Linked DNA regions of Mus musculus: region 1 is linked to region 2. The links are chromatin loops, found by intact Hi-C in ENCODE. Cell type or tissue: left cerebral cortex. All regions are shown on one strand.

Region 1 (5,000 bases), 430 kb before region 2:
GCCCGGCGACATGGCCGAGTTGAGCGAGGAGCCGGTGAGGTTGTTGATGTTGTTGAGGCCCGAGTTGGGCATGCCGGGCACGGCGCCCGGGCCCATGCTGGACGGCATGGTCATGGAAGAGATGGAGCTGGGGGCCGAGAACATGGATTGAGAGGAGAGCGGGCTCATGGAGTTGAAGAAGGTAAAGCTCTTGGTAGACAGCGGCGCCGGGGCCAGGCTCTTGGCCGCCCAGTTGTTGTAGGAGTAGCCGGCAGCGTACACGTCCTCGTAGGGCTGCACCAGGCCGCTGAACTGCGGCACATAGCCGCCCTTGCACAGGTCCAACTGCTGGTTCCGCTCCCGCTTGCGCCATTTGGCTCGCCGGTTCTTGAACCAGACCTGGAGAAGCCAGCGGGAGAAACGTCAGGGCCGCGGTGGCCAGGAAGGGTCCTCACCCCCAACTCTGCAGCCTCCTCTCCTAACACCCCGTATTTTCTTCGGCCTCTGCCGAGATTTTCTGTAATGGTTCCCTTCGCGTCTCCAGAAAATACGAGCCCTCTCCTCTTCCCCCACACCCCCCCCTGCTTTTTTTTATCCTCTTCCCCAAGTTAAATTTATTTTCTTTTTCTGACTCGGATTCTCTTTTGTTTGAACAAATATTCGTTTTCTTTTCTCCCTCCCAACCTGTCTTCTTTCTGCCATCTCTCTCCAAATGGGGTACCACCACCCTCTTAGTAGTTCAATCTTTTTCGTCTCCTTCAAACACAAAAAGTATTTTTCTTCCTCAAAACTGACCATCTCCGATTTTTCAGACGAGTTTCGTTGTTCAACTATTTTGTTTTCATCGGCATTTATTACATTTAATAATTTTTCTCCTCCCAAAATGTAAATTTTTGTCCACTTCTTGACTATCTAAACTCCAGTCTGGTTTTTTTCTTTATTTCTTGTCCCCATTTTATTCTTTTCTAAATATTTAGTTTATCCCTTCTTTACAGATATCTGACCCTCACTGTTTCCCTTAAATAGTCGATCCTTTCTTTTTCTAAATGCCTAACCTCTTTGCTTCCCTTAAATATTTAATTTCTTTCCTGCTGCCTAAATATAATCCAAATATGTTTCTCTGCAAATATTTAATTTCTGTAAGTTTATTAGTTTCCCTCTAATCTCCACCTCTGTTTTCTCCTAAAAACTTTGGTAAGGACCACTTTTCTCTCCCTGACCACGTCTTCCCCGACTTCCCCTATCTTCCCAACATTGGCCCCCGACCTCCTAGCTCATTCTCCAGGCCAGGATCCCTGTACCCCAGCCTTTCCCAGGCCCTGATTCTATCTACCCAACCCCACACCATCCCCACTCCCATAAACCTGGGCAGGATTAGTGAGCTCCGAATTACAGGGTGAAGGTCTGCTGCATCCAGGCTCCCACTGGGTCGGACCAGCCTCACTGGGGAGGGCTGAAGGTTGGGCTTATGGCAGGGGCTCCACGAGGCAGGTGGGACTTTGGTCTGGCTTGAGAAGTGCTCCCAGTGTCTGATTAAATATTTGCCCACCCAGGGAAGAAATGATTTCCTTACTTCTCCTGAAGGAGCGGGTAGCATTTGCTGGGAACTGTGGAAGGTGCCAGAATACAGTGTGGCCTTGGGTCTGGGACCTTACATCTGTAAAGTGTAGTGGAAGGGCCACTCACTATCAGCGTCCCGCTCCACATGACCCCAGACCTACAGTGGGAAAGGGCATTAGGCAAAGGTCCAGCTAGTACCTGGCTGACTGGCCAGAAAAGATGGAGAATATTCCAAAAACAGTTTGGAGAAGGGAAATTCAGAATGAGATCACAGTTCCAAGAAGTTTGAGATACCCCAACTCAAGCACCTTTCAGGCCTCTCTGAGGCAGCCAGGCACGACCTGTCTTTCCCTTTCGTTTTCCAGGGGATGAAGGCTTAAAGCTCCCGAGGTCCTTAGCGGCAGAGAATCCTCTGCCCAATCTCCGGCTCTGAGTAATTCTGACAGAGTTCAGGGCAGGGACAGGGTCTTCCGACAGGGGCTTGCAGTAGCTCCTGTGGGACAGGTAAAAGGGCTAAGAAAGCAGTAGCCCAGGGACCTGGCTGACGTGGGTGGCTGGCTGGGGCCTAAAGTGGGGTCTCCTACGAAGCAAGGTCCGCGAGGTCAGAGTTGTAAGTCTAAGCTACTGAGTGCCAGCCGGTAGCCCTCTGCACGCGCCCCACGCTCACCCGCACTCGCGGTTCAGTGAGGTTGGTCCACACCGCGATCTCCTCTCTCATGCTCATGTCGGGGTAGCGGTTCCTTTGGAACGTGGCCTCCAGCTCTTGCAACTGCTGGCTTGTGAAGTGAGTGCGTTGCCGCCGCTGTTTCTTCTTCTTAGCTGGGTCCTCTGCACCGCCGCCGCAGCCAGCACTGCCCGCGCCACCATCCTCTGGCCCCTTGGCTTCCCCACCGCGCTCCTTGTCTGCAGCAGGTAGGAATGGGCGCGAGTCACCTCGGGCTAACACTATCGCGCCCGGTCCCGGCTCCACCGAAGCGCCTGCCGTCAGCGGTGGCTTCCCTCCCTCCATCCAGGGGCCCTGGGAACTGTTTCCCCGCTGGAAAGGAAGGGCCGGGTGCCGGTTCTCAGTAAGCACCCCTAGATCTGGCGTGCCACAGCAAAGAGCCCGGGAGCCACATCTGGGCCTGGGTTCCCAGCTAGGCAGGGCCTGCTTCTGCAGCTCGCTGGCTGCGGCCCTGCTGAGACTCTTGAAGGTCTAAATCTGAGCGGACACCTCAGCTTTCCTGAACGGGCATCAAAACTTTCCAGCTGAAGCTAGCATATCTGTGGGGTAAGAGCCATGTAGTCGCCTGGAATGTTGTTCTTGCCAGGGCTGTGTCAGAGCCGCAACTTAGCTTGGATCCCAGCCTTACCGGCCTCGGATTCTGAGGTCTAGAAAACCCTCCATTTGCAGCCTAGACAGACATATTCTGTCTAAGTGACCCGGGCCTCTCTGTCTCTTTAAAGCTACTCAAGATGCACACAGTAGTCAATAGCATTCAAACATAACGCAAAGGAACTACAAACCAAAACGGAGCCCTAGAAAAGCTCAGAGCTCTCTCCCTAGAAACAGAAAGGTGCACAAACCCTCAGAGCCAGGGAGGCAGAACCGGAGCAAATGTAGATCAAGAAGTCAAAACCGTTCCTGTGAACACACCCCTAAACTAAACACACAGCCAAATGTGTATAAACTCCAGTCAGATGGCCATTTCTCTGGGAAAAAGAATCTATGCATCACTGCAGGTAAATTTTAGATTCCCTCACACAAACACTGGGAGAGATACTTTCCAAACCCTAGATAAATACATTACAGCGAGATGATTTAAATTCACAAAATAAAACTGCTACGAATGGATTTTGATGGGGGGGGGGGGAATCTCAAAGAAATGCGCCATTTTGAATTGACTTTTAAAAAATCTCTCCAAGTAACTTGTGGCATGTAGGTTCTTTTAAATTTCAGAGAAATACTCCTAGTGAATTGTGTCAAAGGAAGCATACAGTTAAAATTGTTAATTTATCCCTGTAGATTTGATTTGAAAATCAATCTCTACAGGTTTTTTTTTTTTAAGCAAACACCACGCTTAAAACTTCTAAAAACAAAAGTACACTCAGAGCTTTGTTTTCTAACCAAGCAAACAGAGGTTGGAAAAAAGTCACTTAGAGATGCAAAACAGAAACAAATACCGATTAAATAAACGTGGAAGAGATGCCCAGGGCCCGGGATGGCTGTCCCAGGCAGCCTGGAGATCTGTGACTATTTGGGGTTGGGACCCCCCTCCCGTGCACAGCCGCTCCAAGACAGGACAGGCCTGGAAACGGACATGGCCGAAGCCACCCAATCTCGGGCCCAGCTCAAGAGATCGGGGTTGTTTTGTTTTGTTTTGTTTTTTAAAAGACAACTGGGGGATTTGTGGAGTCGAGAACCCACCCTGGCTGGACCCCTGGTGGCTCTGGGCTGAGGTGTCCACGTGGGCCAGGATCCCCGCTGCAGCAGGGTTCTGCCGGCTCTGCCGGGAGTCAGGCCGCGCCTCCTAGCTGGCTGGCTCTCGCTGTCCCCAGAGCTCGAGCTCGGCTTTACGGACCCCTCTCTTCTAGCCTGCTCTGTGACCCCACCTCTTCTTTTAGGATTCTTTCCTCCATCTGTCAAGGTGTCTCTTTGGGCACTTTGTCTGGCCACCCCTTCTACTCCCTGCACATCTGCTTCTCGCCCTGAGCCCCAGCGACTCCTCAGCAACCAGTTAGGGAAAACTCAACTTTTTTCTCCCGCGTGCTATCTGCTCCTGCTCCAGAGGGGCTGCCAGTCCCACTCAGGGCTTGGCGTGTGGGGGACTGTTTGGAAGTGACTTCGCGTGTGCGTGCGAACGCGCGTGTAAATTTCCGTGTTCATCGTCAGGTTAAGACCAGGGAGGAAAAAGAAAGCTCCTCGCTGCAGAGACGCAGAGGGGACCCGGCTGCGTGCCAAGCCGCCCGGTGTGCGCGGAGGCTGGATGCCCGCCGCGGGTTGGGGGAGCCGCGTTTACCTGGCAGATCAGCGTCGGACGATTCGCTGGCGGAGTTCTCCAGCGGCTCCCGGGGGTCGGCGGCGCGGGCCAGGTGGAAGCTGGGCCCCATGTCGTGCGGTGGTGGTGGCGGTGGCCGCAGCCCCTCCGGTAGCCTCTCCAGGCTCATGCCTCCCTTGAAGGCGTCCATGGAGGTGGGGACCGCAACGGGCGCTCCAGGGGCCGGGGCTGGGAGCTCCCGGCCGCCCAGGCTGCGACCTGTTGGGGACAAGAGAGTGGCGCCTAAGCGGCTGCCCCCCAGGGCTGCCCGCGCCCACAGCGACGCCGTTCGAGCTCCATCGACCTCTCCAGGCTGCGGGACCGGGTTCGGGGCTCGGGGCTCCGCCACGCGCTCCTGCTGCTCCGGCCTCAGCTGCCCGGCCGGCCCGGGCCCCAGTCCCGATTCGAGGCCGGTTTCTAAGGCTCGGGTCGGAGCCCGCAGAG
Region 2 (5,000 bases):
TGGTTTGGCTTTCTGAATCCAGCCTGCACCTGCCACGGGAAGCCAAGTGACCAAGAATTCATTTCACTTCATTTTATTTTTAGCTGCCTTGTGTATTTGCAATCCTTAACATCTTCTTCGTGGGCAGGAGATTAAAAAAAATTGAAGCCACTGCCTGTGTGTGGGTCAAGTGTGGGAACCCTGCGAGGGGCATGCGGAAGAGGTCAACATGAAATTTACCTCAATGGCTACGCAAAGAATGCCAAACTAAAGTCCGAAACCAAAGCGCTCCCCTCCTTCACCATCGTTAACACTGGGCTACCTAACTTCACGTCAGGTTTCAAACACAATTGCATTTTGTTTGCAGTAATTAAAATGTTTTAATGAGACAACCATAAAATCCACCATTAATTATTTTATTTCAAACACTTCTGCCTCCTTTTGAACCAGGTCTATTTAGAAATGGTTTGAGAGTAGCCCGCGGTTTTATTCTTTCCTCTGTATTATGCACAGGAGTGGAGAAGTCATTTATAAATAATTACACAATGTTTTGAGTCTTTGGGCTTGTATAATATATCAAAGCGATTAGTACACTTATTGTCCCGTTGTAAAAGCTCTTCCCCCCTCCTTTCAGTTTCGCTAGCCTTGTCTTCTAGCTAAACCTTTTTCTGGAAACCCTTTGTCTTCTTCCTTCTTTTTGTTTGTTACAGTCCAGGGCCATTCTCGGTATTCAAACTCTCGCAGCAGGAGCAAAGAAAGCGACTTCAGAGGCAACTCAAGTTTTACCATAACTTTCTGGCATTTTCTTTTCTTCTGGTTTTCCCAGACTACCTAGGGGCGATGAAGAATTATAACATACATGAATTATTGGTACTCCCCTTGAGTTAAAGGGAGGGAGGAAAGCGCCTCATTTTCTATGCCCCCAAGGGACAGAGCAAGCGGGCAGCGCAAGTGTATTTATCGCTTTGAATGTCTTTGGGACGCCTCGGTCCTCTCTGTTGCCGGGCGCCCCCGGAGAGCCAGCATTTCACTATCTCTTTTATGGGGCCACAAATAAAGATTGGGGGCTGGAGGAAGGGGGTCCCCCAGCCTTGTGTCGCTGACCCTCGCGCCACAGTTCTTCCCACGCCCGGGCCCTGGGAACGCGCAAAGTGATCCGGCGCCTGATCAAGCACGCGGCCCGGGTGCGGGCGAGCGGGTTCCTCTCGTGAGCGAATTAGGGTCGCACGAGACGCGACTGAGCCTATAGCCACGTGAGGACCGGGAGGGCTTCAATGGTCTCCAACACGCTAATCCTTGTTATCCCACGGCGCGGCCTCCCTGCGGAGGGGAGCGTGCTGCGGGAACGCTGGCGCTGGCTGGGAGTCAAAGGCGACCTTGTTCCACTCCTGTCCCATCGCGGGCGCGGCCACACTACGCCCGCACCAGAGAGGCTGACTAGATTTAGGCGGGGGCGCAAGGATGAATTCCGGGGACACCGAGGCATAGCGACCTTGGCGTCAGTGGGAGAAAACAGTAAAGGTAGGTGGAGGAGAGAGTTGCAGGGAAGAAAGTCTCCGGGGAGAGGTGATTCGAGGGGGCTCCCGCTAGCCAGCCCCTCCCGCAGCCCCGCCCCGCCCCGCCCCGCCCTGTCCCCCACCCCCACCCCCGCAATCTGTCGGGACCCGCGCCCCGTCTGCATTTGAAGGGCCGCGCGGCGCCGCCGGGAGCGCTGAATGGCGCACGCCCGGCGGCCCTGCTGGATTTGGCCACATTTGCATAGCAGGTGCTGCTGCTGGTCCATTCTTACTTAAAGAAGTTTTAATATGGGATAAATGACCGGGAATTAGGAGCTGACGTGGGAGGGACTAAAGAAACCGTGTCGTTCCTTTTCTCACCGTAGTCTGGCGTGGAAAGGGGAGGGGGAAGGAGCGGAATACGAAGTGGGATCGGACTTTCAAAGTCCGCTCCTTCGGAAGCCCAGGTCCCTCCCTACACACCAAAGGAGATAAGAGAAAACAGGAGGGGACTTTAATCAATTTGATTTTAGAGTCTGTTCTGCCAAGGGTAAGGCAATAATCCGAGGAATAGTAATAAGATTAGCGAGCGAGATCTTTGAGTCAGGGAGCCTGGCGGAGTTTAAAATGTTAATCCTGGCCCTAATCCGCCGGGCTGGCCGACCTAACCAAGCACCGCACCAGTACTGGCAGACTTTCTTCCTTACTCTTAAAAAAAAAAAAAAAAAAAAAGTCAGCGAGGTCCCTGTAGGCAGATTTCTGAATCCCAACGTTTGTTCTTCGAGGGTGCCCTCTGATGGCTCCCGCCTCTCTGTGCAGGGCTGCATAAGACTCCTTCCTCTGGGGGAAATCAGGTCCTAGAGGCCGCCTGGAGCAAAGCTTCAAAGACATGGTGGAGGAGCTAGGAACAAAAGCAGCTCTCCTTGTCTTGCTCCCACAATTCCCCTTAAATCAGACTCCTGAATATTCCCAAAGGGATACCCTGGTTTTCAGGTTTTGTCAGTTCTGCTTAATCGACTTTTGTTGTTGTTTTTAGGGTGGAGGATGGGGCGTGGGGGAGAAATGCCTAGAGTCCAGGGACCTCGGAGGAGCTTCCAAATGCAGTAGACGTGCACTCAGGCCTCCCTGAGACCCTTGGTCCCCATCTTCTTTTCCAGTTCTACCTCACTCCGTGTCAGGCTCGTCCCTGGACTCAGGAGACAGGCCACTGGTTATCCTAGGGCTTCTCGGTATGCCCGTTTCCCCAGGAAGGCAGTGTGGGGTGCTCAAATGGACCATATGGTATGAAGACGCGAGCCGTGGCGCCCACAGACAATGGAGAAGAGAGGGGCCCAGGTCAGTGGCGGCGCTTGCACTGGGGCAAACTTCCCTTTCAGCCTAATGAAGCTGTTGTCTGGGGGTAATGATGCAAGCGCCTGGCGGCTTTCTCGCCACGATAGTCTAGAACGTGATTTGTCATACAATCTGAATCTTTGGGACGACTTTAGACAGAACCTCCCCCAAAGATGGAGATGAGCCATATGTCCGCTTTGCATCTGAAGGGGAGGTGGGGGCAGGGGTTGGAGGGAGGACTGCCCGATGAGGGGGAGGACACAGTCCTAGATGAGCGGAGTACTGCCTGACCCTGGAGCCTCAAGGGTGGGTGTAGTTCCACAGCACAAGATCGCAGAGTTGCGCTGGGGGTGGGGTAGGGACATACCAACCTTCTTTGGCTGAGTGGGGTGGCCACTGCCCCTGGCTCAGGGACCGAGCGCTCACTTAGCAACAATGCTTAGAATTCTCTTCCCTGTGTCCCTGATGCTAATTGGGGCCATGATAGACTGAGTTTGCTGCATAGAAAAAAAAAAAAAAAAAAAAAAAAGCAAGGACCATGTGACAAGCAGCCTGTGCCTCAGACAGGTGGGAGCTGGAGAGAGGGGGAAGTCACAAGAAAAATCTAGGAAAGTGGAAATAGCCCCTAGGAAGGCATCCACCTTGGGCACAGTGGGGGTCACCTGAAAGTGCCCGTGCAGTGACCTGAGGCCAGCAACAGGAGTCCTGGGGGTTTCAGCTGTACCTCTCTTACAAAAGGGTGATCCCAGGTGGGCTTGTTGACAGTCAACCCCCTCATTAGAAGGGGAGGGCCATGAGACCCTCACCTGAGGATCCCAGCCACCACCTGCCCTAGTCAACTCTGCTTTAATTATACATGGCTTTGGGGAAAGGCTAGGGTGCACAGGTCTGGGACGGCTGACTATGTGAGGGGACACCATTCGCGAGATACAGGAAAACCATCATTCCCACTGGATACAGCCTTCCTTTTGGAAGGGGGAGCACCCACACCTTCTACACCCCTGTACGCAAGCTATTACCTATGCCTTGTAAGGAAGCCCGAGAAACTCTTTGGTTCTTCAGATATACTTCAGTAGATTTCTTCCTCAGCTTGTTAAGACCATAGAAGGAGGTAAAGACATTGTTTATGTCTCTCCCTGGGAAAGAATTTTAGCAATGTTTTAGACAAACAGAAAAAAAAACCACATTATTCGTTATCATCTAAGTGCATCTTACCTTACCACTGTAGGACATATTGAAAACACACACACACACACACAGAGTTTGTAGGTGCAGAAGCCCCAGGGCCTCAAACACAACCTGTATTAAGAGTGACAAGGACAGCCAGTGGTGGGGAGATCGTATCTGTGGACCTGTATTAAGAGTGACAAGGACAGCCAGTGGTGGGGAGATCGTATCTGTGGAGTGGAACCCTAATTCCCTCTAAAGGAAAGTATTGATGAAGCAGAGAAGACACATTCACAGCTCCCATGGATGAGACCTATTCCTCTTCCTTTTGTGCCTTCAGCCCCTGGCAGTGGTGTTCATGCATGAGTGAGGTTCATGTGTGGATATATACACATACACACAGTTCTTCCCCATCTTGGGAGGAGGAGGGGATGGGAGGAGGTCTAAGCCATACCACGTCTTGGGGATTACCCCACCTCTGTAACCTGAGAGTACCCACAGATTGGCATCCCAACCCCGGGCACTCTGCTGGGTGTTCAGCCCCTGCTGGAAAAAGGCTCGGTGGGTGGGTATTTATGCCCACACTCTGCGGTGGTGTAACTTGAGGAGATAGAGAGGGTGGGGTGGGAACGGGGGTGCTGCCATCCTAGGTGGCAGAGTCCCTAATTACCCCTGCGGGCTGTGGGAGCTGGGCAGGCACAGATTGAAGGTCCTGGTGACTCTCTCACCTCCTCACATCACAGCCAAGGTCATAGGTCAGTTATCGTCAAGCTGTGCCAAGGGGCTGGCACATGATACTCCCCTAGTACCATCAGCCTCCTCTGGGGACTCTGAGGGCAGGAGGTGGGAGAGGAGTTGCCTCGGTGATAACACCCAGCTCGGCACAGCTCAAAGCCACAAGCTTCTTACCACAACACCTGTTCCCACCAAGTGAGCAAGTGTCCTGGTGTGGGAGCAGGGAGGTGGCTCTCATGCATCTGGAGTGAGGTGGGGGCAGGGTGGTGGGAACTCAGTGGAAAATCCAGC

Evidence for each region. A loop is a pair of places that touch in the nucleus more often than their neighbours do. Peaks named below come from ENCODE experiments on the same cell type or tissue, not always from the same donor. Only the 100,000 strongest peaks of a DNase experiment are listed, where the experiment ranks them.
Region 1: a loop joins it to region 2, with 6 times the contacts of the local background. A loop is called at or near these places in 10 of 42 quality-filtered maps.

Annotation. Positions count from the first base shown.
Region 1 is chr13:55,826,234-55,831,233 of GRCm38, forward strand. Pitx1 (paired-like homeodomain transcription factor 1) reads right to left here. Exons shown (of 3, transcript NM_011097.2): 1 at 4,539-5,000; 2 at 2,207-2,442; 3 at 1-378. The coding sequence starts at 4,707. Among named protein-coding and RNA genes, the nearest start is that of Pitx1, 2.7 kb to the right of the region's middle. In left cerebral cortex, no CTCF peak of the experiment used is centred here; DNase peaks (open chromatin) are centred at 238 and 2,882.
Region 2 is chr13:56,257,626-56,262,625 of GRCm38, forward strand. No RefSeq gene overlaps it. Among named protein-coding and RNA genes, the nearest start is that of Neurog1, 7.9 kb to the left of the region's middle. In left cerebral cortex, a CTCF peak has its summit at 2,279 (motif pointing left); DNase peaks (open chromatin) are centred at 643 and 2,251; H3K4me3 peaks cover 614 bases.